Regions from separate parts of the Homo sapiens genome. Here region 1 is linked to region 2. The links are chromatin loops, found by intact Hi-C in ENCODE. Cell type or tissue: mammary epithelial cell. All regions are shown on one strand. Links, peaks and the distances in the headings refer to the core of each region. The heading gives the core; the rest is flanking DNA.

What was found. Peaks named below come from ENCODE experiments on the same cell type or tissue, not always from the same donor. Only the 100,000 strongest peaks of a DNase experiment are listed, where the experiment ranks them.
Region 1: it touches region 2 in a loop (5-fold over the local background); 3 of 110 quality-filtered maps call a loop at or near these places.

Annotation. Positions count from the first base shown.
Region 1 is chr15:88,273,149-88,276,052 of GRCh38, reverse strand. No RefSeq gene overlaps it. Among named protein-coding and RNA genes, the nearest start is that of NTRK3, 18 kb to the right of the region's middle. RefSeq lists enhancers at 501-1,001, 1,002-1,502. In mammary epithelial cell, for the core only: a CTCF peak has its summit at 1,314 (motif pointing right); no DNase peak of the experiment used is centred there.
Region 2 is chr15:87,041,721-87,044,624 of GRCh38, reverse strand. No RefSeq gene overlaps it. Among named protein-coding and RNA genes, the nearest start is that of LINC00052, 530 kb to the left of the region's middle. In mammary epithelial cell, for the core only: a CTCF peak has its summit at 1,802 (motif pointing left); no DNase peak of the experiment used is centred there.

The sequences.
Region 1 (2,904 bases), core at 266-2,765, 1.2 Mb before region 2:
TGCTGGCTTTTTCCGTTCACTCACTGAGCGCCTTCCCTAGTGGGTGGGGTGCACAGTCATCACCCACCCCAAGAGCAATCTTCTCCGGGTGAGAACAGGCCCCTGCCCCCGCCTTTCCTCCCTCACCCACGGAGGCTGGGAGCTGGCTGGGGGAGGCTGCTGAGCCATGCCTTAGAATTTATTCCAAGCAAGGGGATGCAGCGTGCTCAGCGACGAAGCCGTCAAGGTCTTGGTTTTTGTTTTTTCCTAGCCAATATTTATTGAGCTTATCTTCCAGGTACTGGGCTAAGTGGTTTGTGTGCTTACTCTTTACAACAGTTCGATGAGGTGGTTTCGCCATCCTTATTTTTCAGAGGAGCGCAAGGCTCAGAGATGTTAAGTGACTCGCCCAAGTCAACAGCTGGTGTGTCTGATTCCAAAGCCCAAAATTTTACCTGAAGCTCCATGTGCTTCTCCATGGGCCCCTGTTTGTAGCCCCTGAAAAAGGAGGGAGCGTGGACTATCAGGGATGTCAGCTTCTGCCAGTGCCCAGGAAGCTATCTTTTAAGCAGAAATCCCTGAGCCAGTGATTCAAAATTGAAGGATGCTTAATTGCAATTTAATCTTACATCAGGAACTCTATATGTGATTCATGTAATATCAGCTTATGCTGAAACCCTCACCTCTGTTCCTTCTCCCTTTGTCTCTTTCCAGTCTTCATGGCTGTCTCCCGACTAAGACGAGCTGGAGCTGAGCTGGGCACCAAGAAGGGTGTGTCCTGGCTCCAGCTGCAGTGCTGGGAGCAGCCCTGGGCAAGTGCCGCTCGTGGAGGTCAGAGGGCTGGGAGGAGCTGCCTGGAAGCACCTGGGTACAAGAAGGGTGACATTGTCTAGGATGAGGGCAGCCTCAGCACCTGACCTGCTGGGGCCGGAATGTGACTCCTTTCTGGGACCTCAGGTCCTTCTCCAGGAAGATTCCATAGAACCCTCCAGCATCTTCCGTGTCTCCACTGCTTGGTTCTGACTGTCATTCACTGTGCTGCTGTCCCTTTTTGACCTCTTTCTCAGGCCCCATCCTGCTCCGCCCTCTCAGCCTGCCCCTCAGGCTCCAGGGCACAGATTCTGTCCCTGTGTCTGCCTGCTCCAGCTGGCTTTGTGGCCTCTTGTTTCCTTCAGAGTGTCTGTGTCACCTTTGAAGTTTGCCCTCTGCCCTTGGGTGGCGAGATGGGGCTCCAGGGTGATAATCAGGGTGTGAAGGGATGCAGCATCCAGGCAAGGCGTGACTGCAGGAGCCCTGGGGGAGAGGTGGCAGCTGGACCTTTGCTTTTCCTTCCGTGGCCAGTAGGTGGTGCTAGATGCCAGCCAAGGCCCATCTGGGGCCTTGGATGTGCAAACTGCAGCCCTCACTTGCAGCAAAGGGCTCAGCTTGCCACCCAGCTCTTTTGGGAGAGATGTAAGGAAACACAGACTTGCACGCTGATTCAGGACACTGGAGGGGATGGGAGAACTCAGTAGTTTCTCTTCACTCAGGCTTGTGGCCCTTATAGGTTTGTTCCCCACTAGGAATTGGAAACAGGTTGAAAAGAGAACCTACCTTACCTTTTCCTCCCCAAGGAGATTGGAGGAACTGGATTACAGGCACTTGTTTCCACCTTTGCCCAAATATCATCTCTTCCAAGCAGGGGTTGACCCTTGCCTGTGGGCGCTCATGACAAGTTTTATTAATGCTTCACCACACTGGGGGCACATTATACGTGACAGAAGCACTGTTTCCATGGCTGCCTTCCTCAGTAGACTGTCAGCTCCTGGAGGTCATTTTATAATCACTTCTGTATCCCCAGTGCCTACTCAAGGCCTGGCGCATAGCATGTGCTCAATAAATGAGTTAGCAAGTGAATGAGTCAATGGAGAGATGAGCTCAATAGTTTCTACTGGCTGTAAAGAGAATGTGCTATCTTTCTGTTTGGAGATCTTTAAGTACAGAGGTAGTCCCTCTGCTTAAGGATTTTAGGGATGGCCCAGTGGAAAGGATGAACATTGAAGCCTTCTTGAGGCCAATGCCGAATTCAGAACTTCACACATATATATGGAAGGTGCTTATTTTCCTTTCATTTGATGAACATTCACTGCATGCCCACAGTGGACCAGGTACATCTTTCTAAGTCAAGAAACTTCCTCATGTCTGCAAAGAAATCTTCCCATATCTACAAAGAAGAGGAATGACATATAGCCTGGACACTGGAGCTCAGGGACTTTGGACTTAGCTTCCAGGCATGCAGAGCTCGGGAAAATGGTTGGACTTTTGGGGTTGACCAGTCAGAAAATAAAAAAGGAGCTCTGTTGGGCAGGACCTGGGCTGCTGGGCTCAGTGTGCAGAGAGAGGGGATGTTATCTAGGCAGGGAAATGAACAAGCATTGAAGTAACCTGGTTGGCGGGGGCGGGGGGTGGGGGGGGGCGTTTGTTCCTCTAAAACTATTTTTCCCTGCCTAAGACTCAAACTCTAAAGAATGTGCAGTTTTATTGAGAATAAGCAGGCTAATCAGATGTGCAGCTGACATGGAATTGGGAAGGGTTAGGTAATTCTGAGGATCCCTAAAGATCTGTACAGACAAGGATGGAGGGATGAGTCAACAAGGCACCGTGTAACAGGGATAAAAGTAAAGTTCTGCCCCAAAAGCCAACTGGATTTAGGAGGCATGGCTTTAGAGTTATGAAGACTCTAGGGCTTCTTAATGATACGAGTTAGCCATGGAATGGGAGGGCCACAACAATAAATTAGTGTTGCAAGAGTGTTTAGAATAAGGGTCTGAGCTGCAGTCGGCTCTGGTTAACCACTCTTGGAAGGTTCCATTCAGTTCTAGGGAACTTTATAAGGATTCAATGAACATCAGTTTGTGTTGAAACCCTGATGCCTGTTCCTTCCCC
Region 2 (2,904 bases), core at 320-2,819:
CAGTGTAAACAAGAGCAGGGCATTTATGAGTAGTTGAGAATGGTGAATAGGAGTATGACTAGACAGAAGATAGTAGGGATGGCAAGTTGTTTTTTTTTTTTGGGGGGGGGGCGGCAGGGGCACAGTCCAAGTTGATCTGGTGTCTGGAATGAGACTGAGACTTAATAAAAAGGAGCATCCATTACAGGAGCTCAAATGGGCTGTACCTTGTAGCATTCCGATGACAGGCCCGAATTCTGAGAAGGACAAGTGGTAGAAGTATTGTCCAGTCCTTTTTATGTTGGTGGCTGAGCTTGGTGAGGTGTGTTTTTAAAAGACCATTAGTTCACTGAATACTAAGAGCCTGAGCAATTGCTTGGGTGCTTTGACTAATAAAGTCCTTCTAGGACTGTATAGAGGTGGGAAGGCCAAACCGAGGAATTATGTCTGACAGAGGGAAGAAATGACCGCGGTGGCCTTCTTAGACCCTGTGGGAAAGGCCTCTACCTATCCAGTGAAAGTGTCTACCCAGACCAAGAGGTATTTTAGTTGAGTAAAGCCAATTTGCCAGTCTTGGGCGGGGGCAAATCGCCGAGCTTGATGTGTAGGGAAGGGAGGGGTCCTGAATAATTCCTGAGAAGTAGTAGAATAGCAGATGGAACACTGAGAAGTTATTTCCTTGAGGATAGATTTCCATGATGGAAAGGAAATGAGAGGTTCTAAGAGGCAGGCTAGTGGCTTGTACTATAGCATAGCCTGCCTTAGCTGGTGTGTGGCAATTAGGCCGGGCGGAACTGCCATCAATAAACCAAGTGTGATCAGGGTGAGGAACAGGAAAGAAGGAAATATGGGGAAATGGGGTGAATGTCAGGTGGATCAGAGAGATACAGTCATGGGGGTCAGGTGTGGTATCAGGAATAATGTGGGAGGGCAGATTGAAGTCCAGGCCAGGAACAATGGTAACTGTGGGAGATTCAACAAAGAGTGAGTACAGCTGAAGGAGCCAGGGAGCAGAAAGTATATGCATCAGGTGTGAGGAAGAAAATAGATTTTGGAAGTTATAAGAACTGTAGAGAGTGAGTTGAGCATAGTTTGTGATTTTAAGGGCCTCTAAAAGTATCAGGGTGGTGGTGGCCACCACATGCCAACTTGAGGGCTAGGCAAAACGGTAAGGTCAAATTGTTTGGATAAAAAGGCTACAGGGCATGGTCCCGGTTCTTGTGTAAGAATTCTGACTGCACAGCCCTGCACTTCAGCTGTGGGTAATGAAAAGGGTTGGGATGAGTCAGGGAGAGCTAGGGTGGGGGCAGTCTCTAAAGCTGTCTTCAAGGAACAGAAAGAGGAGTGGGGAAAGGATTTAGGATCTATGGGGTCAGCTAGGTCTCCTTTTGTGAGTTTATATAATGGTTTTGTTAGGATGGCAAAACCAGGTATCTAAAGTCGAAAGTATCCAACCATGCTTAGGAAGCAAAGGAGTTGTTGTTTTGTAGAAGGTGCTGGGGTTTGAGAGATCAGTTGGACATGATAGGCAGGGAGAGCACGTGTGTTTTTATGAGAATTATGCCAAGATAGGTAACAGATGAGGAAGAAATTTGGGCTTGACTGAACTAATGGGGGCTGTCCGTGAAGCCTTGTGGCAGTACAGCCCAGGTAATTTGCTGAGCCCGATGGGTGTCAGGGTCAGTCCAAGTGAAAGTGAAGAGAGGCTGGGATGAAGGGTGCAAAGGAGTAGTAAAGAAAGCATGTTTGAGATCTAGAACAGAATAATGGGTTGTGGAGGGAGGTATTGAGGATAGGAGAGTATATGGGTTTGGCACCACCATGTGGATAGGCAAAACAATTTGGTTGATAAGGTGCAGATCCTGAAATAAGCCGTAAGCCTTGTCTGGTTTTAGGACAGGTAAAATGGGGGAATTGTAAGGGGAGTTTATAGGCTTTAAAAGGCCATGCTGTAGCAGGCGAGTGATAACAGACTTTAATCCTTTTAAAGCGTGCTGTGGGATGGGATATTGGTGTTGAGCAAGGTAAGGGTGATTAGGTTTTAATGGGATGGTAAGGGGTGCATGATTGATCGCTAAGGAGGGAGTAGAGATGTCCTACACTTGTGGGTTAAGGTGGGGAGATACAAGGGGAGGATGTGAAAGAGGCTTTGAACTGGGCGAAAAGGTGGCAATGAGGTGTGGCTGTAGCCCAGGAATAGTCAGGGAAGCAGATAATTTAGTTAAAGTGTCTCAGCCTAATAAGGGAACTGGGCAGGTGGGGATAACTAAAAACGAGTGCTTAAAAGAGTATTGTCTAAGCTGGCACCAGAGTGGGGAGTTTTAAGAGGTTTAGAAAACTGGCCGTCAATACCCACAACAGTTATGGAGGCAAGGGAAACAGGCCCTTGAAAAGAAGGTAATGTGGAGTGGGTAGCCTCCATATTGATTAAGACAGGGACAGACTTACCCTCCACTGTGAGAGTTACCCAGAGCATCTGTGATGGTCCTGCAGGCTTCCGAGGCAATCGGGCAGTGTCAGTCTTCAGCTGCTAAGCCTAGAAGATCTGGGAAGGTGTCAGTCAGAGAGCCTTGGGCCAGAGTTCCAGGGGCTCTGGAAGTGGCTGCCAGGTGAGTTGAACAGTCCGATTTTCAGTGGGGTCCTGCACAGATGGGACACGGCTTAGGAGGAATCCGGGGTAAGTTTTCTGTCTTCTAAGTCCATGGTCCCCAACCTTTTTGGCACCAGGGACTGATTTCATGAAAGACAATTTTTCCATGGATGGGGTGGTGGTGGGACATAGTTTTGTGGTGAAACTGTTCCACCTCAGATTCTTAGGCATTAGATTCTCATAAGGAGCTTGCAACCTGGTTCCCTCGCATGTGCAGTTCACAATAGGCTTTGTGCTCCTATGAGAATCCAATGCCCTGGCTGATTTGACAGGAG